Regions from separate parts of the Mus musculus genome. Here all the other regions are linked to region 2. The links are chromatin loops, found by intact Hi-C in ENCODE. Cell type or tissue: heart. All regions are shown on one strand. Links, peaks and the distances in the headings refer to the core of each region. The heading gives the core; the rest is flanking DNA. Region 1 has its middle 91 kb from the start of Gm31096. Region 2 holds the start of Gatb (glutamyl-tRNA(Gln) amidotransferase, subunit B). Region 3 holds the start of Rps3a1 (ribosomal protein S3A1). Region 4 overlaps Sh3d19 (SH3 domain protein D19). Region 5 has its middle 16 kb from the start of Gm26204. Region 6 has its middle 42 kb from the start of 1700036G14Rik. Region 7 has its middle 35 kb from the start of 1700036G14Rik.

What was found. Hi-C counts contacts between places; a loop is a spot of excess contacts. Peaks named below come from ENCODE experiments on the same cell type or tissue, not always from the same donor. Only the 100,000 strongest peaks of a DNase experiment are listed, where the experiment ranks them.
Region 1: it touches region 2 in a loop (4-fold over the local background); 3 of 42 quality-filtered maps call a loop at or near these places.
Region 3: a loop joins it to region 2, with 8 times the contacts of the local background. A loop is called at or near these places in 13 of 42 quality-filtered maps.
Region 4: it touches region 2 in a loop (4-fold over the local background); 16 of 42 quality-filtered maps call a loop at or near these places.
Region 5: it touches region 2 in a loop (6-fold over the local background); 15 of 42 quality-filtered maps call a loop at or near these places.
Region 6: it touches region 2 in a loop (3-fold over the local background); 4 of 42 quality-filtered maps call a loop at or near these places.
Region 7: a loop joins it to region 2, with 2.7 times the contacts of the local background. A loop is called at or near these places in 4 of 42 quality-filtered maps.

Annotation. Positions count from the first base shown.
Region 1 is chr3:85,210,421-85,214,924 of GRCm38, reverse strand. No RefSeq gene overlaps it. Among named protein-coding and RNA genes, the nearest start is that of Gm31096, 91 kb to the right of the region's middle. In heart, for the core only: no CTCF peak of the experiment used is centred there; a DNase peak (open chromatin) is centred at 1,794; H3K27ac peaks cover 372 bases.
Region 2 is chr3:85,571,824-85,576,327 of GRCm38, reverse strand. Gatb (glutamyl-tRNA(Gln) amidotransferase, subunit B) reads right to left here and starts at 2,199. Exons shown (of 13, transcript NM_144896.4): 1 at 2,009-2,199; 2 at 314-464. The coding sequence starts at 2,184. It overlaps Gm46809 (a long non-coding RNA gene), which reads right to left and starts at 307. Exons shown (of 2, transcript XR_001783869.2): 1 at 1-307. It also overlaps Gm3740. In heart, for the core only: a CTCF peak has its summit at 2,392; a DNase peak (open chromatin) is centred at 2,267; H3K4me3 peaks cover 1,513 bases; H3K27ac peaks cover 1,318 bases.
Region 3 is chr3:86,140,507-86,145,010 of GRCm38, reverse strand. It overlaps Rps3a1 (ribosomal protein S3A1), which reads left to right and starts at 2,343. Exons shown (of 6, transcript NM_016959.4): 1 at 2,343-2,503; 2 at 3,210-3,313; 3 at 3,585-3,772. The coding sequence starts at 2,442. It overlaps Snord73b (U73B small nuclear RNA), which reads left to right and starts at 4,324; the gene lies at 4,324-4,394. In heart, for the core only: no CTCF peak of the experiment used is centred there; a DNase peak (open chromatin) is centred at 2,360; H3K4me3 peaks cover 2,401 bases; H3K27ac peaks cover 1,843 bases.
Region 4 is chr3:86,127,531-86,132,034 of GRCm38, reverse strand. Sh3d19 (SH3 domain protein D19) reads right to left here. Exons shown (of 22, transcript NM_001082414.3): 22 at 1,509-4,504. Among named protein-coding and RNA genes, the nearest start is that of Snord73a, 9.1 kb to the left of the region's middle. In heart, for the core only: a CTCF peak has its summit at 2,081 (motif pointing right); no DNase peak of the experiment used is centred there.
Region 5 is chr3:85,921,993-85,926,496 of GRCm38, reverse strand. No RefSeq gene overlaps it. Among named protein-coding and RNA genes, the nearest start is that of Gm26204, 16 kb to the right of the region's middle. In heart, for the core only: a CTCF peak has its summit at 4,013 (motif pointing left); DNase peaks (open chromatin) are centred at 2,346 and 3,956.
Region 6 is chr3:85,273,400-85,277,903 of GRCm38, reverse strand. No RefSeq gene overlaps it. Among named protein-coding and RNA genes, the nearest start is that of 1700036G14Rik, 42 kb to the left of the region's middle. In heart, for the core only: a CTCF peak has its summit at 2,500 (motif pointing right); a DNase peak (open chromatin) is centred at 2,613; H3K27ac peaks cover 780 bases.
Region 7 is chr3:85,280,755-85,285,258 of GRCm38, reverse strand. No RefSeq gene overlaps it. Among named protein-coding and RNA genes, the nearest start is that of 1700036G14Rik, 35 kb to the left of the region's middle. In heart, for the core only: no CTCF peak of the experiment used is centred there; no DNase peak of the experiment used is centred there.

The DNA.
Region 1 (4,504 bases), core at 273-4,272, 360 kb after region 2:
AACAGGCAAGCACAGAGCCAGCCTGGCCTTTGAGGAGCCTGATGACTCCTTGTCCCTCCACCACGGAAGCAGATCCTGGACTACTGTATGAGAGGATTGGAACGTGAGCTGGGCACACACCAGAACAGCAGGGCTGTGGCAGGGCACCTACTGGAACCCCAGCCGAATGTCAGTCCCCTACAAGGAAGAGAACATAATGCTTGTGCACATCCTATATATACAAACATGTGCATACATGTACACACATGCACATATGAACATTCACAACTCCCTTGAGTTGTAAGGACTGACTGGCCTGTAGTCATGCCTTTACTTTGCCTCAGGCTCCATTCAGGTAGGAAAACAATGCTCTAAAGCAACAATGTAAGATAGACTTTGTAAAGAACACAGTCTACCTCTGAGATGAACCACACACACAGCCTCACTAGCTGCAAGTGACTGCTGAGCTTTTGAAAGGTGGCCAGTACAGCCGGTGGGCTGCATTTTAACATCATATTTGCATCAACTACATTTTCAATTTACAGAACCTCCTGAAGCCAGGAGTGACTCAAATGGACAGTATAGCTCTAATATGTTTACCAGCGTTAACCCTAATCTTCTCTACTAGATAAATAATGCCACCATTTGGCCAGGGGACATAGTTCAGTAGGAAAACATGCTTCCTTCACAAGTTTGAGGACCTGAGTTCAAATCTCTATTTCCATATAAGTGCTGGGTGCAATGGCCAGAGCATCTGTATTCACATCCCCTTGTGGGGATATAGGAGGTGAACATGAGAGAAACGAGAAGCTCCCAAGCTAGCTGACCTGGCAAATGGAGCAAAACAAGAAAGGGATCCTGTCATGGTGTGTATATGCTCAGCCCAGGGAGAGGCACTATTAGGAGATGTGACCTTGTTGGAGTAGGTGTGTCACTGTGGACATTGGCTTTAAAACCCTCATCCTAACTGTCCTGAAGTCAGTATCCTGCTAGTAGCATTCAGATGAAGATGTAGAACTCTCAGCTCCTCCTGCACCATGCTTGCCTGGATGCTGCTATGCTCCTGCCTTGATGATAATGGACTGAACCTCTGAACCTGTAAGCCAGCCTCAATTAAATGTTGTTCTTGGTCATGGTGTCTGTTCACAGCAGTAAAACTCTGAGACAGATCCTGTCTAAGAAGGAAGGTGAGAACCAGCAAACCGGAGATTGTCCTCTGCCTCTGCAAGTGTGTCAGTGGCACACACACACACATTCACAATCATAATGCTTGTACATATCCTATATATACAAACCTGAGCACACATGTACACACATGCACATATGTACATTCACAAGAATGTACATATACATATCTCTGGGTTTGGGGTCCTTGTTTTAGCATCCTATTGAACAGGCAAAGAGCTTAACCCAGTGAGCACTGAGCCAGCCTTTGGGACACCAGTCATTCTAATTGATGGTACCCCTATGAGCCTCGGGTCTTCCATCTTCCTCTCAGGACAATGAGAGACTCGAAGTACTCTAACATTTTTGAGATTCTTTGCAAATAAGACTGGCCTCTTACGTTGACTTTCTCTCAAGCCTCAAATCTTCTGAATAAAAGCAAATCATTTTACGAAAAAGATACAGAACATTCCAAGTCCTCCGTTCATTTCTAAATCCATGGGCAAAAAGAAAAAGCAAGTTGGCTTTTTGCCCATATTCTTTAGATTTACAATGGAAAACCTCAAGGCCAACCATAGACGAAAGTGGCAGAAGCTATCCCAGTGCCAAGCTCTGAAAATAGCAGTTGTAGCAGCCAATCCAAGGCCGGCAGTGCTACCCCACAAGGTGGAATGTTTTGCTGTTGTTTATATAACTTACCTAGGCAATTAAAATCACAGGAAGAGCGAATGACAGCTTTGGTTAGGTTGCCTTGCCTCTAGAGGGGAAGGCAGCCAGGAGCTGCAAGAATCCCCCTTAAAGTAAAAATGCTGCTCTGTTTCTCAAAACTGGCTGCTGAAGGCACTGGTCAGAACCAAAATCATGCTGCGGACTTCAGAGGCCAAGCTGGTGTTGGGATGGAAAGCGTCTCTCTTATGTAGCTGATAAAAAGGTGCCTGCCCTGACTGCTATGTCATCTCTCATTTTATCCCTTCAACGACCCTGTGATACGGCTATAAAGATTTCCTGAGTTTAAGAAACAGAGCCAAGGTCACACAGATGACAAATGACAGAGCCATAGTCCCAGGCCAGCTCACCTCCACCAGAGCTTTGGTCCTGCCTGCCCACAGATGCCTGGGCAAAACAAACAGCAGCAGGATTTGGGGGTGGGGGAGTATTTGTTCTTTAGTTAAGATTTGTGTCCTACCTACTTCCAAAGGACTTGCGGTGGCTTGGAGATGAAGCACGGTACAGGAGAAGGTGTCTAAGGACAGCGCTCTTGCTAATGAAAGGGAAAGAAGCAGAGCTTCAGACACCTGAATGAAGCAGATCCTCGCACTTGGGCATTTCATTTTGTCTCTAACTTTCCTGGCAGCTAAACCGAAAAAGAGAAACATATTGGATTGCATAGATTTGTGGTTTCTGACAGCATAGAGAATACATATTCATCTCTAGAGACAAAATGTTTCCCTGGAATTAAACCTAGGTAGGGATTCATCCTGTGGATCCTGGGCTAAAGAGCAAGGAGTGACACGGAGAGCAATTCATCTCATTTGTGAAATGAGGGGTGGCGTTAAGGTCACCTTGTAGTGTCACAAGTGCATGGACTCTTGCTAACCAGAGTTCCACAAAAGGGTCAGAGACATAGTGACAGAGTACTACTTTTGTTGGCCCTCTATAAAGACAAAAGATGTAATGTAAGCATAGCTTAGTGAAGGGCTTTCTGAGCATCCCAGACACTATGATCTGGGACTTTGCTTTCTGGAGTGAAGCAGAGCCTCCGAGAATACCAAGGATAAAGGATTCCATGGGCCATCCACCCTGAGAGACACGGTGTGTGATGGCTAATGGGAAATACAAGTAGCAAAGCCAATGAGGTAGCACTGAGGCAATAGGCTTCCATATACAGGCTTGAACCAAGATCTATGGATGTTTAGTGTATGTAGCCAGTCATTTAGAATGTTCAAAGTAGATGCTATTTCAAAGCTGTGTACTATGTGGAATGGGAAGAACAAGAAGCGTGCTTTCACATCTTGAGGCTTCAGACCTAATCCAGGGTGTCTTGACTGTGGGTCATTGGTGTTTAGAATTGATTATTTCTTTGCATTGAGAGGCTGTCCTGTGCATTGTGGAATATTGATAGCAGCATCCTTGACCTCTACCTACAACAGTAGTGGCATCCAAGAATATCTGCAAACACTGCCAAATATGTCCTGCCTGGGTTGAGAATCATTGCTCTATTATATAAGTGAAAGGGTAAAAAATACACATGGAGTAGAGAATTCTAATGATTGCATTGCAGTGAATATAAATGGTCACAGCCATCCAAATGCAGGGAACCTCTCTCTTATCAAGGAAGGCAATAAAGAAGCATGGAGATTAAAAGAAAGGGAGGGGACACTTAAGCTGAGCTTTGATGGATTTGCTTAGGTTAGCACACACACTCCTGTGAGGGAGAAATCAAGGTTGATCTGGAGATGGTGGGGGAAGGGCACTGAAGACCAGGCAGCAGGTTCAGAGCCTGATCCAAAAATCCTGGCAGAGCTCTGAAAGTTTTGAAAAGAAGGAAAGTGTCCAATCTGACCAAAGGAAACAGCAGACTGTTACATTAAGACTGAGTACTGCAGTCTGGAAGCATGAGTCTATCCACTTACTACCTATGTCAAATGTCAGTCCCTAGTGGGAATGGGACCCTTTGGAGGATTCTTAAAATGCAGAAGTAGAGCCCTCATGGATAGCATTGATGCCCTTAAAAGAGGAGCCGGGAAATCTAGCTTCCCTAGCACCCTATAAGAATACAGAAAAATGGTACCCTTTGCAAGGAAGAGGGCCTTCACCAAACATGGACCCTGTGGTACCTTGACCCGTGACTCCTCAGGATCCAGAGCTGTCTGGAATAAATCACAGATGCTCAGTTTTAAATATTTTCTTAGAGTCATTGGAATAGACTGAGACATGGAGTAAGAGTGAGAGGGGGAAAACGGGGAGATGCGAAGGAACACAGCAGTCCAGAGGAGAGGCTCAAACGTGGAGAGGCAAAACCCCACAGAGCAGGAGGTGATACACAGCAGGGAACAGCGTGGGATGAAAGAGAAGACAGGAAAGGAGCCTGCCATCGCCTGTGCGCATCACCTGCATGCATGAACCTATCAGAGCAGGGCACACATCACCTGTCTGCATGCACACATAACTCCGGCACCCACGCACCTCGAGAGACTTGATAAAACCCCCACAGTTGCTGCCTTTATAACTGTGGACTCTGCCATGAGATTGCCTAAGGGAAGAGACAAATGGGGCACGTTTCTTGCCCTGCCTTTGAGATAAGCCACCTGTGACCAAGACTGCCAGAAAAATGCCTGGAGGACTCTGAGTTTCTATGTGT
Region 2 (4,504 bases), core at 230-4,229:
TGTTTGTAAGACATCAGCTCTGTCCACCTTTAAACTCCTCCTAAAGCAAGATCTTTGCTTGTCTGCATTAGACAGTTCTTATCAGCATCTGGTATTTGATAGGCATTTGAAAGCATTTGTGAAAGGAGTGAATCGATGCTATGAATACACTCAGATTTAGAAACAGAATTATAGAGACATGTCTTTATAAACAATTAATGCATCATGCTTAATTCCCTAATCATGCAAAATTCCCTAAGCAAGTAGTTCCTTATCTATATTCACTATGACATAAACATTTTCTAATGTAAACAGACAGTATAAAACACCTTACCGGTAATGTTCCAGGCAGAGATGCATCAAAATAAGAAACCAGAGAATTTGGAGGTGCTGCAAAGCACACTTGAGCTCCAGAGAAGAGTTTAGAGTTGGAGGAAATCTGTGCATGAATTTCCAGTCCTACTACAGCTGCCCATTTGTGTTCACTAAAGGGAAGGAAAATGGTTAAAACGTTACATTTGTCGCTAAATATAAATTCTTATAAACCTATATTTCCAATTATAATCTTGTGTTTTAAATTAAAATTTTATATGCTTATATTTTAAAATGTGTCATTTTATTGGTGAATAAACTAAATGTACCTTATTAGTTAATAAACACTAAGTAAATGACTCAGTAAATAATAAAAGCTTATCTTATCATTATTTGGGTTTAATACAAATGCCAGGATTCTAGTTCTAGAGAAATGATGGCTAAAGAATAAATTATCGCCCATATTTTGAGTTCATTGTTAAGAGCTTGTAGCTACAGAAGCAGGATCAGATACCATAGACTACCACAATATGGTATTCCTTAAAACCCGTGAAAAAGAACAGAAAACCATTAGAGGAAACTTTGTTTTCATCCACCAAGTCCCATCCAGTTCTTGAGATCTAAACTTAAATTTTTTTCATTTGTTCATACTTCACTGCTAGCAAATCTTTGTAAATGCTTACAGTGATATACTGTCTCTTATCTGAACAGCCCTACTCTGGTGAGCCAGTACTCCACTCTCTTTGGGGAATTAAATTCTCTATTCCTATGTATGTTCCTAGTCTTCACTTCTCCCTAGACATTTTCTATATTAGTCAGATTTTAATTCATGTGCATTCAGTTTTGTTTTAAGCAGTTCAACAGATGAAGGAATGAGAAAAGATTAATTCCTTCTTTCTAAAATTTGATAATAAAGCTTTCAAGAGAGAGGAAATAAACTAAGAAATTCAGAAATTCTGCATGTTCTAATTGCTAATCGAAGTATTTCTGCAGTTTCATTTCGTGGAAAGAAAATAGTCTAGTTTATGAAGAGAATAGAAAGGTGATGATTTTGGACATTTTTCTTCTCTTCTTCACTGAAATGCTAAAAAGAATGCCAACCTCAACAAAACAAAACTTTTTTAAAAATTGCCTTGTTGCTGTATTTTAAAAGAAGCTTTAAATCATGTACACGGAAGCAACTAACTGCTGTACAACATAAGCAATTCTTTATATAATCGGGGAAAGATTTCGTCAGTCGACTAACATCCTCCTGGGGTCTAGACAAATATGCCCACAATAAAACCACAGATAGCTAGTGCTTTCTGACTAATAAGACCTCTCCTATCTGGGGCTTTGTACAACGGCTATTTTCTGTCTTTAAATTATTGCTAGCCTGTAGTGACGCCAAATGCCCGCTACATACGAGCCAGAGTCTAGTGTCGCAGACCCCACACGAGTTAGTAGGGCAAAGTATTCCAGTCTTCTGTCTGAGAAGACGACTGGAGGAAACGCTATTTTACATTCGCACGTTGTCCAAATATGCCTACTTTAAGACAGAAGTTTTAAGTGTGAGGCTGAAGGTGGCAGGCCTGGTTTTGTGTTTTCATTTAGGTTCAGTTGCCCATAACACAGGTGACCACCCTCCAGCACACTAAAACCCTCAGGCTGGGCTGCCGGGGCCATTATCTTCGTTCTGCACTTCCACGAGACAGGCAAAAGTACGAAGAAGATATACCCTTTCCTCGGCTTCTGAGCCGTGTGGAGGGAAGGCTGAGCCACTGAACTCTGTCTCCTAGCCCAGTTGGATGTGGGCCCAGTCTGAGAGCCACTTCGGTGGCGGGAACCGCCATCTAGCCATGTTAAAGCCCAGCGTCTTCCAGGGAAACCCAAGCGCAGCATGGGCGCCGCCATAGCGTCGCCGAAGTCCCGGTCAGGTGACCCACCCTCCCTCTGCCGCGAGGCTCCCTGGGAAGCGTAGTTCTGGCAATGCGCCACAACCCGTGTAGCTCTTGACCGGAAGACTACTGTTCCCAGCAACCCAATTCAAAGGCTGCCGGAACTTTGTTAGGGAGGGGCGGAACCAAAGAAGTGGGAAGGTTGGTGGGTCCTGTGTGACTCCTCCTAGCGGGGAGTTGGAGAGCTTTGTGGCGGTAGAGCTTGTGTGTACTTTGACAGCTCTTTGAGGGAGCGCCAAGCAAGGAAGCCTCACCAAGGATTTTATACTCAGCTTAAGCCCGTGAGTTGAAACAAATGACCCTAACATTACCACAAAGGCTTCCTGGACCCTCCAACGCTTTTATTTTTTCTGTCTTGCTCGCACACCTCGCACACAAATTTGTGCATTATTTCAACTGATACTTATTTGCATGCCTGCTATATATACCTAGTTCAATAATAAGGCAGCATTGATATGCTAGAAAGAAAGACTTTGGGGATGTTATATTTTAAAGAATTGACATTTTAGGGAGAGGAACCATACAGAAAAACGTTTTAAAAATTGTTTTCATGTCCGAAAAAAATTTTTAAACTTTTATGTGCTTTTTACTTACTATTTTTCTTAGCCAACATCTGAAACAATTTCTTGTGTTAGAAAGCTTTGATAGAAAAAAAGACATCACCTCAATGGATTTCTTTTGTTGTTTGACTTCAGAACTCATCTTGGACTGGGCATATCCCTCAGTGGTACAGCATTTGCCTACCATGTAGAGATGCTAGGTCCCACCCTCAGGAAGGCAAAACCAAGCAGAGCCTTTCATATCCCTTGTTGAAATTCCAGGTGATTTTTTTTTTTATTTGAAAACTTAGTCTACAATAGTTCTTACTTTCATTGCCTGATTTTAATTGTCAACATAGTCTTAACAGCTATCTTTGATTTCAATGGATCCTTGTCTGGTATTTACCATAGTATTTCCAGAGTACAGAGTAGGCGCCTCAAGAATATATGAAGTAGTACAGTGCAGTGAATGTATTTGACAAATGGGGGCTGTTGAGAGGGTATGTTCTTTAGAAACGCAATAACAGATTGGGGTAGTGGTGAAGGGTAAAGTAAAACATATGTTTCTGGGAGATGTGCAAGGTGAGATTGAGGGACCTGATCGAGAGTTGGAGGTTCTGTACCTGCTCCTTGCTGACAGGTCCAGGACAGAGGAGAGAGGTCCCTGTCCCTCTGGGGTCTCTCCAGGGCTGAGCAGGATGGCGAGTGTCAACGGCCCAAAAGAAACACACAGAGTTGGGAGTCTTGTTGAAGCAGGAACTCAACTTTATGGAGTCAGCCTCTTGCTTATATAAGTTTGGAACATAGGGAGGCGGGTTTTGGTGGGGTAAGATGGCGTAGTGACTGACAGGGTCAATGGCAAAGCTCTACATCAGCAACGACAGGGCAGAGGCAGGGCCAAACAGGTCTTGCTGAGTCACCCCAATATGGAAGTGACTGAGACAGGTCTCAAAACTTGAGCCAGGCTTAGGCTCTCCCACAAGGCCGCAGAAACTCGAGCCAGATTCGAGTTTGTCCTCAAGGCCCAAACCAGGGCCAAAATGGGGCCCAACAGTTCTGACTTATGTGTGTAGTGTATGGTAAGGAAGCCAGAAAAGGAACCTATTCTCTGTGTGAACTTAGGTGCTTGGTTGCCTTGGAGATTTCCAAGAGGAGCAATCCAGTGGAAGTCACTGATGCCCAATTATAGAGAAAGAATAGATGTGTACTCTCTATATTCCACACTGATGTGTTGCAGTTATCGATCACTAACCTACAGATAAGACAGCTACAATTTAGGATCTGTTTCCATTAATATTTAGAAAACATTTTGGCATTTTATAATATGGTCACTCCATTTGGAAAAATAACCTGGGCTGGAGAGATAATTCAGTGGTTAAGAGCACTTTCTATTCTTCCAGAGGACCTGAGTTTGTTGGCCAGCACTCATGTCCAGAGTCACAACAGCCTGTAACTCCAACTCCAGAAGAGCTGGCACCATCGTCAGCTTTCTGCAGACACCACACACAGCACTCCCCTAACCATGTCTCTCTCATACATACATTTAAAAATAATTTTTAAAACTTGATTGACATTTACTTATTCTATATTTTTTCTTTTTTATCTACTTCCCATGAGTAATCTGAATTTTACTTTCATATAACTAAAGAAGAAAATGAAAGTGCATGGAACACAAAGGTGAAAACGTTTCAAAATGTATCTCTAATTAGCTCCTTTCATTCTTTGGGTCCTTGATAT
Region 3 (4,504 bases), core at 259-4,258, 570 kb before region 2:
TTGACAGAAAGGGAAACTTGATTACACTGGACTCATACACATCCTAAAGAGAGAGAGGCAAACGACAGAGAGGATGGAGGAGAGCCTCACATTCAGCTAGAAGCCAGAATATGACGAGACTTCTAGCTTCTTGGGAACCTGAGGTGGGAGGATCCTGTAAGATCTGGGAGAAGGCGAAGCCACATACAGAAACTCCATCTCAAAATAACAATAATAGCAACAGTTGTAACCAAATACTCCTAGCTACTACTTGGGGTGTTTATATTATAACACACACACACACACACACACACACACACACACACACACACACATTTACACATTTCTTTATGGTCAAGGACGATGAACCAAGTTACCTTGGTCACACCAATATACACTGTCACAGAGCAACATTTCCAGTCCTAGGTCTTCAGAGAAAGGCCTCACTGTGTAGCCCAGGCTACCCTCAGAGACTCTTGTCTTGGCCTTCTGAATGCTAGGATTACAGGGGTGTGCCATCACCCCTGGCTCCACAAGTTCCTTTCAACTAAACAGGTTTTGCTGTTCTTGTTTTAGCCTCAGACAGCTGGGTACATGTTATCTTTATAATAGGCATTTCTGTCATTTCCCAAATATAGGGTAACATGACGGTAGCCCTCCTCTCAAATCAGAGTCAATTTTGTTAAAGAAAGTTTTCAATTTGTTTCTGAACCCTAATCAATCTTTATATCTGAAGGGGAAAAAAAGCATTTAAAAACTTCTTGGGAGCCTGGTGAAGAGGGAGTTGGTTCTGATTTGGTCACCATTTTTTTTGTTTTTGGCCTTGGCTAGAGAGGATGTTAGAGTTCTGCCCTTGAGGTAGCTGGTGACATGTCACCAGGCTGTGATCTTCTGAACTAGATGTGGCAGAGCATGTCAGCAATGCCGGCACCCAGGAGGCGGAGGCTTGAGGAAGGTGAATTTGAGGTCAGCCCGAACAACACAGGAGGAATCTTGTTTTGAAAAATACTAACATAAGAATGGGGAAGCCATTTTTTATGGTGGGGGTTTGGGGATGTGGAGGGGTGGAGATAGAGGTAGAGAAATGGCTTAGTGGTTAAGAGTAGTAGTGACTGCTCTTCTAGAGGACCCAGGTTCAATTCCCAGGACCCACATGATAGCTCACAACTGTCTGTAACTCCAGTTCCAGGGGATCTGGGACTTTCACACAGACAAACATGCAGGCAAACCATATAAAATAAAAATAAAGACATCACTTTTAAAAGTGGGGAAGGGGTGGTTTGCATTAAGAAAATTGGTGGGCAGTTAGGTACAACAATTGATCACGACTGTGCCTTTTTGGGGTGCTAGAGATGGAATCCGTTGTCTCAGGCATGCTGAGGCTTTTCCAGGACACCACTCTAGTCCCCACTCCACTAAAAACCCAAACACTCCTCCTATCCCAGAAAAAACAAAACCAACCAACCAAAAACCCAGGGCTGTCGAGATGGCTCAGCTGGTAAAGGCACCTGCAGAGACCTCTCAGGCAGTGAGGAGGCAGGGCACATTGTATGGCAGCGCTGCGGGCCAGTGTGCGCAGGATGGCAGCCTCTCCCTGAGCCTTATACCCACATAGTGGAAGAAGAGAACCAACTCTTGAGAATAGGTCTCTGACCTCCACACAGAGACCTGTGAGGCACAGGACCACACACATAGTCATACAAAAAAAAAATGTGATTACAAATGTGTAAGAGTTACATATGTATATATGTGTGTGTGTGTATATATATATTCTCTCCTCTCCCCTTCCCAGTCTGTCTTGCTAGGTAGTTCAGGCTAGTACTCACCATATACTCCAGGCTCTCCTCCAACTTGCTGTCCTCCTGCCTCCAGAGCTCTGGGATTGCACACACGGCTAAGCCTCTTTTTTCATGAAAGTTCACAACACAGCCAAGCCCAAGAGTAGTCAGCACGTGAACAGCGTGCCCGAAGTCATGCTTATTGAATTACACTAATGTTTTGAAATAGATCACATGAATATTCCCGTTTTACACCCGAGGGAACTGATGGCTAAAGAGGTCAGAAGGCTAAGTACTGTTGGAATCACCATTTGAACATGGATTTGCTATCTCTGATTCAAAGCCCATGGTCTAGGGAAGAAACGTACTCTCAAAATTAGAAACAGAGAGTTCCCACCCTCGGGGCAACGGAAACCACAAGAAACCTGAAGTGGGTTGAGCATCTCTGACAATCTGCAGGCTCCCATGCACAGCCTAGCCAGCCCGCGGCCCGCTGCGCGACCTCCCGACACACGAGGGCGCTGTCGCAGCACGGCGGGAAACGAGCCGCCAGCTAGTGTCGCGAGATTCTTAAAGCCGGAAGGGCGAAAGAGCAAGGGTCACGTAGACGGCGCTCCCCGCCCGGCTCGCGTTAAGTTCTCGCGCGAGTTGTACTTCCGCCCTTTTGGCTCTCCGGTCGGCACCATGGCGGTCGGCAAGAACAAGCGCCTGACGAAAGGTGGCAAGAAGGGAGCTAAGAAGAAAGTGTGAGTGGCGGATCGCGCGGGTCCCCGGCCGTTGGGCTCCGCAGGAGTTGGTGGGCGGGTTCTGGGGTGCGGCGTGGGGCGGATGGTGAGGATGCGGGGTGGATTGCGCGGCGGTGCTGCGCTGCGCGGCTGGCGGGTGCGTCCCGGGCGGCCGCCTCTCCGCCACCCGGCCGGGTGTCGCGCGCCGCGTGTGATCTCCGCCCTGCGTCTCTAGCAGTCGCTCGCGTGTCGCGCGCGAACTGTGGGCTCCTGGGTTGCTGGAAGTCCGTGGCACTTTTTAACACCGCTCTACGTCAGTCACTCTGGCTGTCCATGTCGGGACCCCATGTCAACTTGTGTGCTGGGCTCTCGTGGGACCGACCTGGAGACCCGGGACACTTGTTTAGCAGCAGTTTGTGCTGTTGCGGACCAGTCACTGTCACAGGTCCCTGAGGTTCCAGGGCAGTGTGTATATAGTACTGCCTGTGTGATGGAGGAGTGGGGAAGGCATGGCTTCGAACTTACTGCTTTGTGCACTGGCAGACCAGCCGGCCTCGCAGACGTTCACCCCACGGGGAGGACGTCCGTCGTGTTAAGTGCAGGCCGATTGCAAGATCGTGCCTGGGAAACTGTTAACAGAAGTCTGAAGGATAAGAAGCGTTTAAAAGTGGTCGGGAGTGTTGTTACAATTTACAGAGAAACTTGAGGTTATTTTTCTCCCATCCAGGGTCGATCCATTTTCTAAGAAAGACTGGTACGATGTGAAAGCTCCAGCCATGTTCAATATTAGGAACATCGGGAAGACACTAGTCACGAGGACTCAAGGAACCAGTGAGTACTGTGGGCCCCTTTTGCTTTGTTCCTAAGCTGTGGCATGTGCATATTAACCGGCGCCTTGGTCAACTCTGATGGGGCGCTGGATTGAAATGTCAGCCCAGTGGTTGGAGGGCCTGGCATTGGGAGTGCTTGGTCTTAGTACAGATGTGGCAGCAATGAAGTGTTTGTACAGCTGTCCAAGAGAACGTTTAGGTGTTGGCAGTAAGCCACTGGTGTGAAGGTGGGTTTGGTTAACAAGTTAACAGGGTTTGTGGTTCTTTTTTAGAAATTGCCTCTGATGGCCTCAAGGGTCGTGTGTTTGAAGTGAGCCTTGCTGATCTACAGAATGATGAAGTTGCGTTTAGAAAATTCAAGCTAATCACTGAGGACGTTCAGGGCAAAAACTGTCTGACTAACTTCCATGGTATGGATCTTACCCGGGACAAAATGTGCTCCATGGTCAAGAAGTGGCAGGTGAGACCAAAAGCTGCGAGTGTGAGTGCTGTGGTGTGGGTGTGCAGATGTGTCATGGGTGTGTTGGTTGGTAGGTAGTATCAAAACATGGAATGGAGAAGTTGGTTTCATTTCATTTGAGTATCACTGTTAATTCTTGAGTGCTGGAGGTAGAATCCAGGGCTTTCCACATGCTGGGACATCAGTCCTAACATTGAGCTGCATCCTTTAACTTGGTATTGCTTGTTACGGCCACATTAGGTGAGTTGGGCAGCTTTGCCAGTTTGGGGACTGTTCTAGGGTTAACATCGTTAGAGTTGATAGAGAAAAGGTGCTCTATCTAGCTGACTCAGTTGTCTGACAGTGGAGTGTGGCTAGAGTCAGATTCGGTCCCCTTCTGTCCTTGAAAGTAGTAACAAGCTTTGATAGCTTAATTTCTTCAACATCAGCCCCTGGGGTTGTGAAGATGAAATGACATGTAGGGAAATGGGCTTAGCATGGTGACCAGCAAAGAAGGCTGATTCAAGGGAAAGCTGTTCAGATGTATCCTGATATTGACATTGTATATGGGAATGAGTGATGACAAGATGTTTCGGTCCCAAATGAAGCCTACTGATTACCGTAACATTTATTGCTGACATTCCCTTATACTTTATGTAATTTTGGAAATAATAGGCTATTTAGTACATACTGATGTATATACTCCTTTGCAGTGAAGTGGATGCCAGGATTTTGTTTCCGGGCAGTTCTGCT
Region 4 (4,504 bases), core at 387-4,386, 560 kb before region 2:
CTCACTAACTTGCTTCTTGGTCATGATGTTTTGCAGGAATAGAAACCCTGACTGAGACAACTATTAAGAAAAGACTTCTCCATGATCGGAAGAATAAGTGTAGATTGATTTGTTTGTGATTTCATGTAGGCTTTGAATTATGTATCAAAGGCTAGCCCTGAACTCCAGATCCTCTTTGCTTCTACCTACCAAGTGCTAGGATTATAGGATATGCCACTGTGTCTTGACTCATAGTTATTTTGATATGAGGTATCATTATGTTGTCCAAATTGGCTTTAGATTCAAGTTTAACCCACTTGGGCTGAGGTGACCTTGACGTCCCACCTCCACAAGCAGCTGAGAACAGGTGTGTCTCATCAGCCCTAGCTTGTTCTCTTCTCTCCCCCCACCCCCAACCCCAACCCCTCTCAATGGCTTTTTTGAGACAGGATTTCTGTGTAACAGTCCAGGCTATCCTGGAACTCCTTTTGTGGACCAGGCTGGCCTCTAACTCTCAGAGATCCACCTGCTTCTGCCTCTGGAGTGCTGGGATTAGAGGCATGGTCACCACACCTGGGCTTTTTGTTTATTTTGCTTGTTTGTTTTCCTAAAAAATGTGTAAAGAAGAAATAGCGGATAATTTAGATTGTTGGTCAGCCAGATGTGGCACACAACTCGTCCAGCACTTGAGGAGCCCCAGCAGGGTGATGGCTAGTGAGTTCAGCCTGGGATACACAGGGAGACCCTGTTACAACAGCAAACGATTGTTGGCTAATTTTTGAGAAGTAGACAACTAATACTTCTGATTTCTGATTTTGAACCATTAGTTCTGAAAACAGTGTCAGTGAATCCCTACCTAACTTGCAAAGATAAAGGCAAACAATATGCAATTGTTTAAAATCATCTGGGTTGGAGATGGCTTGTTGTTATATAGCCTTAAAACATTACAGACCTGAAGTTATAGGCAATCACCAAAAGAGAACTCCCCATTAGTGGATGAGCTCACAGTCTGAATTTCTGGAACCCTCCTCTGGGGATTGCATATCGGTTATTCACATTACAATTCATATCAGTAGCAAAATTACAGTTATGAGGTAGCAATAATGGTCGGAGGTCACTATATCATAAGGGACTGTATCAAAGGGTCACAGCATCAGGAAGGTTGGGAACCATTGTCCTACTGTCTCATGTAGCCCAGCCTAGCTGTGAAAGCTTCACTAAGCCGGAGAATGGCTGTGATCCTGATCTGTCTGTCTCTGCCTTCCAAATGCTGGGATTATGTACACACCACCAACCTGGCTAGTACTTCTCCATCTGAAAGAACATTTCAGAGGCCGGGGAAATGGCTCAGCGGTTAAGAGCATATGTTCTTGTAGAGGACTTGAGGTCAATTCCTAGCATCTATCTGGTGGGTCATAACCATGTGTAACTCCAGTTCAGATGAGCCGGCACTTTCTTACACACACACACACACACACACACACACACACACACACACACACACATATATGCAGGCAAAACACAAAATATTTTTTTAAAACATTCAGAGCTTTAATTTGTTCTTTGCAATCACTGCCCACCCTTCCTCCTTCCCTTCTTGTTTTGCAAGAAGATGGAATCAGACTCCTTAGTGCTGGGATTACAGGAATACCTGTGGGATTCTTTCTAATGAGTTGTGTGAGCCTTCAACTTCTATAGGCTAAGAAAATACCAAAACATTTAAAGATTTATTTTATTTTACTCATATCTTTGTGTTAGTGTGCACCTGTATGCAGGTGCCCATGCAGTCTGGGAGAGGACTTCAGTCCTCTGTAGCCAGAGCTGCTGGCAATTGTGAGCTGTCTGCCATGGGTGTCAGAAACTGAACCCTGGGTCCCCTGGAAGAACAGGATGCGCTCTTAAAGTCTGTCTCTCCAGCCACACGAGCAATTTTAGCAGCTAACGAGAAACATCATTTCAGCATAATAAATGACTGGTCGTCTGCAGAGCTAGGCTGTTTTTAGGGCTCTGCAGTGACCTTACAAGTCTTGGCTCCTTGTTGAGCTTTGTAGCCCCACACTTTAGAAAAAGAAAAGCTTGTAATGAAAGGAGAGGCCCCTAGATGGCGGCAGAGTTCCGAGTGAGGCTATGGATTCTGTTCCACACAGTGAAGTAAAAAGTAAGGTAGCAATGATTTCCCATTAGTTCTGGAAAAGAGAAATCAGCTTCTGAATTCATTCAGTGACATTCAAATTGGCATCGAATCATGAATTTTATGGCCTATGTGCATCTGACATTAATTAAAAGGAAACAATGTTCATACCAAAGCTAAAATAGTCTAACTTGATCCATATATTCATTGCTGTATTCTCAGGGTCGTGTACCTAAATTTAAGAAACTGAATACAAACAATGGTGGTTTTTAGGGATACTGACTTACAGTCCTATAATTATCTTTTTAAAATGCCAGTTCTGATGATATATTTTGGTAAATACACTTAATATTCTCTCTTCTAAATGACACAGGCTGATTCCAAGAGCAGTGAAAGAATTACATTCTTCCTACAGCAATGTATTGCAGGCACCTGAGGAAACCTTATCTTTGAAGGCTCAAAGGATAATATATTAAAAATGGCTTCTCCAGTTTTAACCTAAAAACAAAAAGCAAACCCCAAACCTGAGTATTTCAGGAGGTTTGTATGGTGTATGGTTTGGGTATGAAGGTGGCCCCAGAAAACTCATGTATGCAGGGTTTTGCCCTCTATCTACAGGCATTACTGAGATGGGATCAGGTCATGGTCAGATGAACTAATCCTGGATGGGTGGAAGCCACGGTGGATGACCTGGTGGCTGAGTGGGATATTAGGGGCCAGAGGAAGGCTATTTGAGGTGTTTCTCTGAGGAGTACGCCTTGTGCCTGGCTCTCTTTTCTCTCTCTTCCTGTTCTCTACTTTTTCTTCCTTTTCTGCCTCTTTTCTCTTTCACAGATTCTATATGGTGAAAAACTCCCCAATGTGATTGCACCAGGCCCAAGGTGATGGAGGCAGGTGACCATGGATTGAAAACAGGCCCAAATTTTCTCCTTTAAGTTGTTTATAATTAAGAATTTTGTCACAGCGATGAAAAGCTGACTGACAAAGATGAACAATATCAAGCTTTTACCTAAAAGTTTTGGAAACAAACACAATAACCCATTTCCATTTATCTCATAAAATTTTCTTCACAATTATTTTTCTTTGAACACTGTTGAGTTCTGCCATGACCTCAATCAATATATATAATAAGAAAGTACCATGAGAACCACACAGCTACACTTTCCTTTCTAGTAGTTGGGAGAGAAATACATAGCAAGAAAACAGCATGGAAGAGTGAGATGGAAAAAAAAAAAAAAGAAAGAAAAGGAAATTTGTTTCAATATATATCTGCATCAACAAATAGCAACGGTATTGAGTAAACTCAATGGCCCGTGAAAGCCATCCGTCTGTCTACCAAACCCACCTAGCAAATAACCACTCCACCCACCCGTGCAAAGGACTGGAGATACAGGGTTAAGACAGGTACCATCTACATATATTCTGAACAATGCAGTGTAGTCTGAGATGAGGAATCGAAAAGCTGAGTTCAGTTTATTATGGTGTCAAGTAGATACACAACTATCGCACTTATCCTGCTTACAGAGAGCCAATGTTTAAGAGGGATTTTTTTTTCTTCAATAAAGATAGGTTGCTCAGAATCTTCACTATTAAATGTTGAAATCTCACAGGCAAAGACACACTTCATACCCCTCTCCACACCCCTGCCCCCTTCTTGCTCTTGTATGGCTTGCTGCCAATGAGAATTTAGTCTGAATAACACTCAAGTCATCCCATTCTCGTAAAACTAACATGGGTGAGAACCTACAACGATGTTCCTTAAATACTCTTAACCGAAAACATACAATAGAAACCCCAGACCCTAAATGCCAAAATCAAGTGCAATCATATGCCAAGGATAGGAACTTTAGTAGAAAACAAAGTAAATATTCCCTTATAGAAGCAACACGTTCAGGAAACCGCTGGCCGCCCAGGTTTTGGATAACGGGGAAGACTACAAAGAAGTGGTCCAGCATATGGAACTCTTCTTGAAAACAGAAGAAAGCCACGGACCCTGCTGGAGAGCGCTTTCCATCTCCAGTGAAATGTTAACCCACTGGCCCATTAGATTGTCTTCAAAGTATTTGGCTTTAGTTTGTAAACTGTAATTGATTCAGTCACACAAGAGCCACTTTTGAAACTCAGAACATGTGAGCCTGGATGACAGGAAAGTGGCCTTGTATTTACTCCACTAACTGCAGAGATGTGTTGCATGGGACGGGGGGCACTGCACCAGCCTTCAGTCCTCTTAAGTTATGTTAACATCTGATTATATTGAGGAGAAATGAGCTATGGGGGCTTGGTACTGTTCTTCATCTTACCATTTGCTCTGTAATCTAAGATACTATCCAAGCTTCATAATGTACCACTATAACAAGAGACAGCTTTTATGTATTACTGGGGTAATGCAAAGAA
Region 5 (4,504 bases), core at 242-4,241, 350 kb before region 2:
GAAGAAGGGGGTTCCCAGTAGCTGAAAGGCCAAGAAGCCAAGAAGTAGGACTGCATCGCCACTGGGACGGGCGAGGAAGGGATTTCCAGCAGTGGGTTGTCAGGGTGGTTCACGGAGAGGCTGGAGAGAAGGAAGCCACGATAAAGCTGCTCACTGTCGAAAGCCACCCTGTCCCAAGCAGCCCCTGTCCCAAGCAGCCTGTGGGATTTTTGTTTTAAAATTAAATGAAAAGTATAAGATATTAATAAGCTTTGAAATAAAGCATCTATGGAAATGAACATCAAAGATGCAGCGACCTGCCGGCAGAGATAGCCATGCTGTAAGGTCACGCACAGCCTCTTTGTTCTCAAAGAAACTTGGGAGACATTATTCAGACTCATCTTTGGAGCACTCTTGGGAAGATTATATCCTGGAAGAAGCCAGAGTATAATGTTTTCACCACTTTCTTGCTTGATTACATTGTCTTTGTGTAACCATTGAAACTAACGATAGGTAACTTTCCAGGAACTTGGTGACAGAAAATGAGAGATGATGATGATGGTGATGATGGATGGTGACGATGACATGACAATGATGACGACAATGATGAGGAATACCCTTTGGAAAAGCCAACACTTAACTAGCATGAAATGATTTCATGTTAGTTTTTCCTGTTGCCTTCAAAAACTCTGTGAAATATTGTATCTCCATTTTATGTATGTGGACAGTTTATAAGATCCATGCTAAAAATAGATACATTGAACAAGGCTGAAGCATTCCAAATATATGGGATTTGTGATTCATTAGCTTGAGCTCTGCCTAGAACGATGAAGGAAATTTTTATCATGGAACAAAAACAAACATCAGGATATATCAATGCCTTCCTGTGTGTGGACATAGCTAGAAAGCATATACATTTGTCAGAAATTTTTATGTTGTAAATGACAAAGCTCGAATAAAAATCACTTAGAAAAAACAATAAAAGGGAGGATAGGCTGGCTCAGGAGTGGAAAGGGCTGAGGGTAGATGGTTAGCCTTAAGGTTCAGCTATGACTGAGTCCAAGGGCAAGTTTAGCTCCATGAAAGTAAAGTCATATCTTGGATGCACGGTGCAGGACAGGAGTGGCCAGGGTTGTCCTGAGCCAGGGTAGGAAGCTCACATACCTCAAGTGACAGACTTGGGTAGGGAGCCAGCAGTTTCCATGGGAACATCAGTTGCTTTTAGAAGAAAGAATGGTTGGTAGACATCAAGCCTAGCAGATCTCTACAACCAGTCCTGCCTTCAAGGCGTGCTCCCCCTGCCTCAGAAATTCTTACTCTTAGAACTATGTCTTTATGACTTGAGCCTCAGGAGTTCTCTTCAGTACTGTAGATATTCTGAGGCAAAGGTTTGCAATGCCGGTGGTATATTAGAGTCACGTGGGTAGCCAAAAACTCTTTTGGGAATGTGGGTGTCTGAGCTCACCATCTTAAGCTCATCAATGGGCTGGCGGTACAGCATCAGTTGTAGACCGCTTTCTTAGCTTTCCTGAGGCCATGGGTCCATATGCAGTACTGAAAAAGGAAGCAAGCAAACAAAACCATCCACACTCCAAACTTTGACCCTACTGGAAGAGTTTGAAAGGAGCAGTACTTTGTGCACAGTTGAGAGCCTATCTCTCGGACCTTCCTTCTCCTCCCTTGCTCTTTCTTCTTGATGTCAGTGTCTGTGGCCATTTAGTAGTTGCCTCAGGAACACTGACAGAGCTAAGTATAACGGAACTGCATGAAGAGAATGTATTGTATCATACACCACCTTGTTCCGGGTTTCTGCACACTAGATTTCTACTGTGTCACTTTGGGACTTACTGTCTCCAAGATATGAGAAAGGATGGGTAACGTGAGGAACCTTTCCAGCCCTGTAGGGGAGGAGATCGGATTGTGGGGCAGGACTGTTTACAGTCCATGTAGCATGTGGAAGACAACCAAACCCACTGGAATCCAAAGAATGCCGAGCCTTAGGAGTTCTTGCTAGCATGTGGAAAGTCCCACAGAGAAGAATAATCTCCACTTGTTTGAGGGCTTCCTTCAATATGACTAAAGGACGGTGTGGGGGAGAGGGCGGGCGCTACAGCTGGGTAGGTTTTTGTTTGTTTTAGTTAAATGCTCAAGGCACTAAAGTAGTGTTTATTACAAGGGAAATATCACACAGACTATCAGTTTGGGCTTGTAAATTTCCAATTTGAGAGTTGAAGGAAAATGGTCACAGTTTTAAATTGGATTTAAAAAATCGGTCAGGAAAGGAATCTAAGCAGCTTTGCTGAGGCCTCCGTGCTGCAGTACCACCCATGGCCACAGGGATGCAGTGCAGCTCAGCAGACAGTAGGAACCCTGGAGAGGCGGGTTCCAGGGAATCCTCGCTAGGGCAGTAAAAACCGACCTCCTGGAACCAGGGGGAAGACATTCTTTATCCCTGCCATCCATGTCGCCCCTCAGTTCTAAGCTCTGTGGTTTATTAAACGACAGTTACTACAGGCTTATTGCACGTTCCCTTACTCCAGTGCGCAGTGGTCTTGCCTTGGGAAAAATTTCGAAGTAATAGAAATATCTAATGATGAAGGGCTGGTAAAATGACTTGCTAAATGTTCATACAAAAGAAAACAGTGCAGCTATGTAACTGTGTTCCAGACATTATTTTAAAGGCAGGGAAAATGATAAACGAGAATAAATTTTGTAAATAAATAAATAGCCCGTTATGGTGACAAATTTGTAACCCCCTGTACTCAGGGGGCTAAGTAGGGCAGGGGGATTACAAGTTAGAGACTAGCTTGTGTCTCACAATGGGACTTTATCTAAAAAAGAAAAAAAGAAGTGTGTGTGTGTGCCTGGGAATTGAGGAGGTGGCTTAGCTAGTAAAGTGCTTGCCGCTAAGCACGAGGACCTGAATTTGGAAAGCAGGGCGCTGTAACCCTAGAGCTGCAGAGGCAGACGGGAGGATCCCTGGGGTCTGCTGGTCAGCTCGCTCTAGGTTCAGCAAGACCCTGGCTCAGAAGCTAAGGTGTCAGGTAGTTAAGGTAAGTCACTCCCATGTAAACCTCCATTTCATGAATGCCCGAAAAATAGGCATATGTGTGCCCACAAATACCCACCCCCGCAGTCAAACAACGACAATAACAAAAGCAAAGTCCAGATACCCAAACGATTTGAGATTCTAGTGTTCTTAAAGTGTTTAAGAGGCACATACACATAATAAAATCTCTAATTGGTAGACTTATTGTTGAAGTCTAATTTTCCTCTTATGTTTTATAATTTTATAAAATAAGAAACAAAAGCACTTTTATAGTTAGGAGAAAATTATTGAGGAAAATAACGGAACAGATGGATATCCAGTCTTGCACGTGAAGAAGAGGACAGATCCTAGCTAGCTGAGGCTGGAGATGCTTGCTGTATTGGCCCACGTTTGCTGACTGATAGGCTGGCTCGCCCTTAATGTTAGCCAGGGATGGAGAAGCCGACTCAAAAGGCCTTGGAAAGAGCATTTCAACAAATCACTAATTAGTCGTAATTATATGTGATTATTGACTTTCTTATGGATTTAAAATTTCCCTGTAGTAAGCACACACAGTTTATTTAAAATACTTACAAATAGAAGTATATATGCAAATATTGGCTATTGAATTGTCACTTATATTTTCCTTTAGTTTAGTCTTTGCACTTATTTTCTTAGCATTGACTTTATGAAGCTATCAAGTGAGCCATCTTGCAGTGCCCTGCTCTCTAAATTTGCCTGACTATTTCTCGAGGTGCCCTTGAATACACCAGATGTATTTCCTGGAAACAGGAAATTAAGCCATAGGCAGGAAGAGATTCAGGTCACATTTTTTTTTTTTTTTTTTTTTTTTGGGCAGGCGTATGTGCTGGGAAATGCTGTGTACGTCATAATTTATGCTATTGGGAGTCATAGCAGGTTGTCCCAGTTCAGGGTCAGTCCGTGGTCACTTGGCCTCATGCCATTGGACAGAACATGCTCACAGGAGACTATGCTAGGAGAGGCTCTTCACCACCTGGTGGATAGTAAGCAGAAAGACAAACAGACACATTACTTTTGTTGTTGTTGTTTGTTTGTTTTTAGCAACAAGGTTTTTCTGTGTAGCCTTAGAAAGTCTCTTTGTTATTTTTGAGATTATAATATAATTACATCATTTCCCCCTTCTCTTTTCTTCCCTCCACCTCCCCAAATGCCCCTCCTTGCTCTTTTTTCATTAATTGTTGTCACGTGCATATTCATCTATATTCCTAAATACAACCCTCTCAGTCTGTATAATGTGACTTATATGCATGTGTTTTCAGGGCTGGGCATTTGGTGTTGGACAACTAATTGGTGTGCTCTTCCTTCCTGGGGCAGACCCTATCTCCCACTCTCAGCCTCCCTTAGATGCCTGCAGCTCTGTGTAGGGTTGAGGCCTCGTGGGCTTTTCCCTGTCCACTCTGGCCTGCCTGCTGTCTTTGTTCAGCTAACATTTACGCAGCTGGTGGGATTTGATGG
Region 6 (4,504 bases), core at 209-4,208, 300 kb after region 2:
AAGTTGTGAGCTGCCAACTGGGAACCTAACTCAGGTCATCCCTCTACAAGAGCACTAAATGTTCTTAACTGCAGAGCCATCTCTCCAGACACTCAAAAAATTGAGTTGAGTCCACAAGAAAGATGAAAAGATGGTTATAAAATGCAAACTTTAAATCTTTTAATTATTTGCTTCCAATGAACTATTCATGAGTGGTGCCCTCAGGATTTGAACCTTCCCACACACGTTAGAGACTAAGGCTCTTGTGCCTGTGTAGGGTGACTTCTCAGACTGGGGCCTATGTGAGATCTGTGGCCCCTTCTTTAGAAGGATTTCTTCTACCTGAGGCCAGGTCTACATCTGCTAGAGGCCTTCAGAGAAAAAGAGGTGTGATGGATGGTCCACCTCATCAAATCTGAAGGTCCTAAAACTCCTGCCATCAGGAATTTAGTCACCCCATGGAAGCCTTTGGCACAGACAGAGAGAATCTGTTTTTACAATGCTGCATTCATGGGGAAACATCTACATTGTTTAAAGGAAGAGAAAAATAAGGTGTTTAAGAAAAAAGAAAAAGACATGTTATTTCTCTTCCAGAAATAACAACGCTACCAGCTTCCTGGGGTCATGAAATAATGCTGTTGGCAATGACATTGAGGTGTCTGTCATAGTCTTCTGTAAACTTCCTCTCCCCCTGGGCCACACTTTAAAGTCACTGCTTCTACGCCCCGTTGACACAGACATAATGTATTATTTGTTTACATGTTTCACTTACTAGGCGAAGGTGGGAAACTAGTGAGCAGTGTTATGAGAGAGGAATGGAGTGTGTGTGTGTGTGTGTGTGTGTGTGTGTGTGTAAGACAGAGAGACAGAGACAGAGAGACAGACAGAGACATGGAGACAGGGATGTGGTAATACTATGTGACTGTAAACATTCATACTCTTTGAAAGGCTCAGGGGAATCTGATACACTCTGAGCCTCCAGCTTGTCCCAACCTAGGTGGCCTTTTTAGGAAAACCAGAGCCTCCTTGGGCTCTTGGCTTATACCCAACATGTCTGGAACCCCATAATTTCTTCTCTTTTTCTGGGAAGTGGGCTGAGCTCAGGGAGGTGCAGGCTCCTGGTGATCATGACTCCTCAACCCCTCCCCCTCCTCACCATCCTTTGGAAGGGTCCAGAAGGGGTCTGTAACAATGACCACAGTGCTTTCCTCCAGGTGACTGATCTTGTGAAAGAAATGAGGCAGATATTATTACTTGTTTTTTTATATTCACAGGAGGTCTAGAGGGGTTAAAGGGCATAAAGAGTGGATCCAGGTGTGGAGATATGGCTCATCTATTGAGAGGACTTGCTGCTCTTCCAGAGGACCTGGGTTCAATTCCCAGCACTCACATGGCAGCTTAGAGCTATGTGTAACTCCAGTTTCAGAGGATTGACTTCATAAGGCAATGCATGAGTGTGGTGCATACACATACATGCAGGCAAAACATATACACACACATACATACATACATACTTACATACATACATACATACATACATATAAAATCAAAGTAAATGTCAAGGAGTGATTCAGACATAAAGAGGCCTATAGCTTATTCAGTCACTCACAGCTCTTTGACCCTGGGACTTAAGCAAGTCACCAAAACTCAAGATGTTCACTGCTAAAGGACATAGGTACTTGCTTCCCAGGGCTGCTTCTGAAATTAGAAATTAAAAAAAAAATCAACAAGGGCTGGAATGCAACAAAAGAAAATGAACTTAGTCTCCACACTGAGACATACACACACACAAACACACACACACACACACACACACACACACACACACACACACACATGAGAGAGGGGGGGAGAGGAGAGAGAGAGAGAGAGAGAGAGAGAGAGAGAGAGAGAGAGAGAAATGGCAGGTAGCACACCTGGGAGGTAGCTCGGTGGCAGAGTGCTTCACTGGTATACACAGGACCTTAGGGTCAGTCCCTAGCACCACTAAATGAAGTTTTAAAAACGGATGTTGTCAATATTACTGGTGTTTTCAAAGCATTTTGCTCACCCCAGCTTTGGTATGTCGAAATAGGATTCAGTGGCTATTCTTTGGCAAGCTCAGAAGTAGGTGACCTCTGAGCATTAGAAACCACTGATGTCTTTTGCATCTTCACCCACATATTCAACTCCGCAGGCCTGTGTGGCACTTACTATAAATCTACATCACAGGCGAGGAGTACAGTAGGGCAGTCCATATAAGACAGACATTTTTGCGATTTCCTTGACTTGAGCTAGGGCCGGCCTTTCTCTCTCTGATAGTTGAGTTCGTGTATACTTTGGGTAAAGGCAATTAGGCCAAATGGGATTGGCAGCTTGTCCAAATTCACAAGTAGAGACAGACATTAAAGCCGATCTGAAGGCTGAATCTGTGTACTCACTATACAAAGGTGTCCCTGGGATGAGTGAGCAAAACACCTTTAGGGAGCGGGGGTTCTCTGAACCCAGCAGGTGCTAGACAAAGAAGCAAAAAATGTTCAGTAGGGGGCGGCCGAGAGCCCGGATGGTAACTCAGTGTCTGGCTAGGGGCCCGGCCGACAGGGAAGGGCTTGGAATTTAATCCTCAGCATTCCAGCCAGGGTTCCTGTGACATAATAAAGCCCAAGGAGGGATCTCCAGTGACTTGTCAGCAGAACCACTAGAGGGATGTTCTATAGATAGCCAGGGTGTGTCGCGGGCTCAGTCCCTTTAGTTCTTTCATGCCTGGGCTGGGCAGTGCGGTGTGCAGCAGGTGGAAGGGTGGGGACCCTCCAGGCGAGGACCCAGAGGACTGCAGGGCTGGGAAAAGTGTGCACTGGGTATGTGTGGAAGGAGCCCAGGCCTAAGAGGGAATTCCAAGTATGGCGTTTTGGAGAAAATGTTTTGTTATTTGCCCCAGATGACCCCACCCCACGTTAGGGAGCCGGCTGCAAAGGAGAAGTCCCAAATACTGAGCTTCACACAGCCTTTGATGTGGGCTCAGAAGATTCCGTGGACTGCGCCAGGCTCTCTTTTGGGGAGAGACGTGCCAGGAATGTTGGCGTGCCCCGTGCTGCGATTGGAAGTTGCTGGTTTTGCTGGAAGTGCGTCCAGTGCACTGTTTCCCACCATAGAGACCATTTACCTTTCCCACTTCCAAGCCAGCACCGGTCCTAGCAATAAAGTCCCATAAATACCAGCAGGGTAGCAGAGACTGTGGCCATTACTAATATATTTTTCCTGCCCTGTTTGCTGGAGGAGAGAAATTCTCAGAAGCCATGCATATATTTTACGTAAAATAATAGCTGAGCTGCCAAGGGTTTTAATGATATGACTTCATCATGGAATTATGGGCTTTTTGGTTTATTCTGCTGTCAGAACCCCAAGACAAAAATTAATTCATGTAACTGGTTCCAATTCAAGTCCTATTTTGTATCCTCCCTTATGGGTGAACTCAGCTACTCTGATTGCCCAGGCATAAATGGTTGGGGTGTAAGTTGCAGAAAAGCCTGCCTTGGTGTATTCATTAGCTCTAGAATCAATTCATTCACGAGGGGCCATATACTGTGGTCAAAAACATGCGCATTTGGGTCAAAGGGCTGGTATTTATTTGAATCCTGGGTTGGCAAAGCCGAGAAGACTAAATAAATTCTTATCTCTCACCTGTAGTAGTTGGCTATTGGCACCCGGCTCTCAGGGATGTTGGGATAAAATGTGTTTACAGCTGATGGGATGGTTGAGCTGAATACCCATAAAAGGTCCGTCCCAGGTACCAGGATGGACCGGAGATGGTTCCTGAGCCCTTTGAAGGTCCAGGAATCTTAGCCACTTCCATCTAGAAGCTTCTCTTTTTAGCCCCCAAATTCCTCAGATGCTCCACATATGTGAATTGTACTCTTCCCAGTCCCTACCCTGTCTGGAATCTCAGAATCCCCTGTGAGATTCTGACCTAGCACAGCTGCCTGTTGCAAACGATTTAGGGAACACGAAACAGAGCATACTGCAATTCCACAGCAAGGTTAAGGGTGAACTTGGATTTCGTGGATTCCTGGATCTGCTTTCTCCTGCAGTGGGACAGAGGCAAGGGTCTGACTGGAAGGATCCTGTCCTCCACATGCCTACCAGGCCCGAGACAGGGGTTCTTCACACAGCACGGTCCCGAGGCTTCCCCTTAAAGCCAGCTTACCTCTGTTCCTCTTCCAGGGGAGTGGGAGCACTTCTCTGCAGGTGTAAGTGTAGCTTTGCCTGTGAGCAGCTCTCCCGTCTGTTCATCTCTCAAAAGGACGGCTTAGGAGTTTCCCCACTCTGTTAGCTGTGACCCTGGCAAAGAATCAATGTTTCTGAACTTATTTATTTTGAAATCTGCAAGACGAGGAGAATAGAAAAAAAGTTCTGTAAAATCAATGAGTCTGTAGAGTATGAAATCCTCTCTCCAGCTTCTGGCATGGAGCACAGAGAAGCAATGCTGAGCTCAGAAGGTAGACATTGGCTAGGCAGTTGGGGTCAGGGTGGACCAAAGAAAAGGAAC
Region 7 (4,504 bases), core at 379-4,378, 290 kb after region 2:
TTGCTCATTGACTTTCATGATGTACCTTAAGTTCAGCCAGGACCTCTTATTTTTATATAAGTGTGTGTGTGTGTGTGTGTGTGTGTGTGTGTGTGATAGTTTGTATATGCTCCATCCAAGGAGTGGCACTATTAGAAGGTGTGGCCTTTTGGAGTAGGTGTGTCACTGTGAGTGTGGGCTTTAAGACCCTCATCCTAGCTGCCTGGAAGTCAATCTTCTCCTATCAGCCTTTAGATGAAGATGTAGAACTCTCAGCTCCTCCAGCACCATGTCTGCCTACACACTGCCATGCTCCCGTCTTGATGATAATGGACTAAAACTCTGAACTTGTAAGGCAGCCCCAATTAAATGTTGTCCTTATGAGAGTTGCCTTGGTCATGGTGTCTGATCACAGCAGTAGAACCCAAACTAAGATAGTGTGTGTGTGTGTGTGTGTGTGTGTGTGTGTGTGTGTGTGAATGTTTGCCTACAAGTATGTATATATGCACCACATGTGTGACTCACAGCTGTAGAGTCCAAAAGAGGTGCACAGGATCCTCTGGAACTGAAGTTACAGATGTTGCGAGCAGCCATCTGGGTGTGGCTCCTGACCTCAGTGTGAGAAGTATAAGCATTATTCATCACTGAGTCATCTCTGCAGATGCAGAACCTTCTAAAGCAAAAACAGTGGAATTCAGTCCGTTCAGTGAGAAGGGCTTTAGGCTCACTTTGATAGACAGTAGAAAATACAATATTTTTGTCATTCTGGAAAACAGCTTCAGTAGTGCCCACCTTGATGTAGCAACAGCAAAAGCATTGCCTACCACCTCCTGAGAAGCCACCTGGTTCAAAGCTGAAGGCCTCTGGCATGTTTTAAGGCTCCTAAGGTCTGACACTGCATTGGAGAAGAATGTCACACTCAGTCATGTCTTGCCTTGCACAGGCCTGAAGCCTGGTATGCGTCTTATGAGTAACTGCTGAGAAGTGAGCACACCTTTAGTTACACATAACGCGTGTCTGTCGCAGGTAAAGCATACCTGGAGTGTGCTCCTCAGGGGTAACTGTTGGGAAGTTGGTGCCCAGCATAGTTCTCATAAGGGACACTGGGTTCTAGTGTGTGTGTGTAGGGGGGGTCATTAATGGCTCCTTCATGCTCTCTGCTTCCTGGCCCCAACCCGTGATCTCTCTCATACCTACCCCCACCATTGTGATCCCATCTGCCATGCAGTGGTCATCAGAGCTGAGTCCATGCCAGAGCCATGTAGAACTTCTGCAACTGTGGGATGCGTGGATCTCTTCTACGTTAGACAGCTTCAGGCATTTTAGTATAACAATAGACAATGGTTTCATATACCATATTGAGTAGGAGCAAGATGAAGACTGATAAAACCTGTTTTATACCTAGGTTTGGCTCTGAAGGAGAGAGAAAGAGAAGGAGGAAAGGGGAAAGGAGGGAAGAGGGGGGAAAGGTAGGTAGGGGAGGGAGGACAGCAGGATGGAGGAGGGAGAGTGGAATGGGGGAGGGAGAGGAGAGGGAGACCATCATTTTGCTTTCAGGCAGTGGCCATTTTAAGCTTCCTGGATCTTGGCTACATTTCAGGACTGTAGACACTTGGCATTCAGCGTTCCCATCTTACCCTGGGCATGTTTTTAAATCCTCTGAGAAGGAAAACTTTATTACCAGCCCTGAAGTCTAGGTTAAAAATCTTGGCCTGGCCACCAACTAGCTACACTACTTCTGCTCATTTTAATCAGTGTAGATATTAGACTGAGGCTATCACTTTTGCCACAGTATAAGAGGTTGCAGCAAGGCCTTTAGTGTCATTCTTGGTACGTAGAATCTCATGGGTAAGAGCTGCTTTTTCTAATGCTATGGGTTTTGTTTGGTTGTTTCAAGGTGCTGGACTAGAACACATGACCTCTTGCACACTGGACAAGTGTTGTATCGCTGAGCTACCTTCCCTGTCCACACTGTACAAAATGGCTTTCCAACCCTGAAGGTTTAACTCACCTAAGAGAAGAAGCACTTTGTCCTGAGTGCTGATATTGGTACAAAAAAACACATCAAGAGACTTGTGTCTGAAGACTTTAGAGTTCACATTCTACATCTAAATATTAAGGTTCATGAGTCTCTGAGCAAATGGCGTTAGCTCTCTGTGTCTGAGCTTGCACATACAGAAGGCGAGTGAACAGTAGAGCGCTTTCCTGTCTTCCAACTCAGTGTGCCATGAGCAAGCCTGTGTTGGCTGGAACTCACTGCTAGGCATTGGAAAGAGTGACTGGCTAGTCGTTAACCTGCTAAACATAGGAAGGTTACATCCTTTTATTAATAGACTGAGAGATACATGCCAAAAATCGGGGGCAGGGCTCCAAAGTTGAAACTCTTTGGATTTTAGTTTCTGTGGCATTTGATGAGCAGTGAACATCTTAGGTTAGGAATGAGTTTGGGGAAGCAACCTGACCTCCTGGTGCTAACCAATGTCATAGTAGTTTTATTTCCAAGGAAAGGAAAACATAATCCCGTGTCACTCCAGCCTTTTCCTTATCAGTTTAAAAGTATAGCGCTGGGACTTCAGAGGAAAATGATTACACTCATTTCTTCATTAGGAAAGGCCTCTCTACCACACTGTAAAAGATTTAAATGGGAAAAAGCGAAAAGTAAAATTCTTACGTGCTATCTGGCACCTGTTAGCGATTAAGTAGTCCATTTCCACCTTCTACTGCGCATTTTAAGATCCAAGCATGGCATTTTCATTAAACACCTTTACTGTATTCTGACACTGACTTTGCAATCATTTTAGTGGTAACATACTATTTTGTGAGGTGGATGCTGGTTGACTTTTACCATTTCCCTGCACTTCCCTTCCTTGTTAGAAGGCAGTGAAGACAGGAGTTAGGGCCACAAGTGCATAGACTGGCTCTGCTATTTCTTTTGTGGTCTCAATCCCACCATGTCACCTCTGCAGGCTTGGGCATCCTCCCTCTAAGTGCAGAAGCTATGTTTATCTAATCCCATCAGCATCCTGTCATGACCACGTGAGGTCATGTCTGTAGAAGGTACACTAGTATCTGGAACATGGTTGACTTCATTGAGCTTGGCTGCGGCTGCTCCTTAGCCTGCATTCCCCGTTGATGACCCTACTTGATTTTTATAAATATCCCACAAAGAAGTGCACAGGACTATCGGCGGTGTGACCTCACCTCTGAGGAACCTTGCTCCTCATTTGCAAAGGGTAGTAAGTGGTCAGACTTAAAGCATGACCTCAACCTGCCATCCCTGATGTGACACCATCTCTACTGTCATTACAGATGATATGGCCACTGCAGGGAAGGGACCTGTACACTGATGGAGATTGAGGGAGAGCCTGAGGGTTTGAGAATAGTGGCTTCTCCTTACAGCTAGAGAAACACTATCCATCTATCTGTCTATCTATCTATCTATCTATCTATCTATCTATCTATCTATCCATCTATACCTATCTATATACCTATCTCTATCTATCTATCTATCTATCTATCTATCTATCTATCTATCTATCTATCTATCTATCTATCTATCTATCATCTATCTATCTATCTATCTATCTATCTATCTTTCATCTATCATCTATCTATCTATCTATCTATCTATCTATCTATCTATCTATCTATCAAGGCTTAGCAGGTTTTGGTCTCAGCCAGGGTTTCATTTATCCATTTTGTGGTTCTAATGTCACTTTGTTGCTGTGATCATCTTCCTGCATGGTCACTGAAGAGTAATCTTCTGCAAAGGTCAAGAGGAGCCGCAGTGCCCTTAGGCGGTCCCTGAGGGACAGGGATTTTCTGCTCCACTCACCAATGTCGGCTTGTGATCCTCCATGACCTTCCACGGGGAGTTTTTAATTAAAAATAAGAAAGTTCTTCAGACTAATTGGATGCGTTGTCTCACTGATTCTCAAACTGTGCCCCAATACTTAGACTTCTGAGATCCCCCAACCAAGGGCCCTAAAGGGCCTCCAATGACCTCCCTTAGGATCAGAGGTGCCTCTGAGGGAAGGAGTCAGGTGCTCCTAGCACAGAACTGAAGGCTACAGAGTCAACCTGCCCTGCCTCTTCCAGCCTTGTGCTCTGAGGGGACATCAATGGAGCCAGCCTTTGCATCCATTCGCAGCGAGTCCTCAGTGGGCCCGCCTCTACACTGGGAAGGAAACAAGGTGAGAAGCCTGGGTCACATAGGTACCCACAGAGAGGCAGTGGGCTGACAAGGTCAAGCGTAGGGTCCTACCTGGTACGAAGCCTTTTTCTGCTCTTACTGTGCTGTGAGGTTTACATAAGTTACTTAGCCTCTCTGTGCCTCAGTATCCAAAGCTAGAAGAGAAGGCTCTCACAGAGGAACTATATAGAGTTGCGCATGGGAAGAGCGCACATCTCACAGAGGAACTATATAGAGTTGCGCATGGGAAGAGTGCACATCGGATATATTCTAAACGTTCAATGTTCTATAGGCTAAATGATGAGCAGCCGATACCACGACAATCGAGGGTGA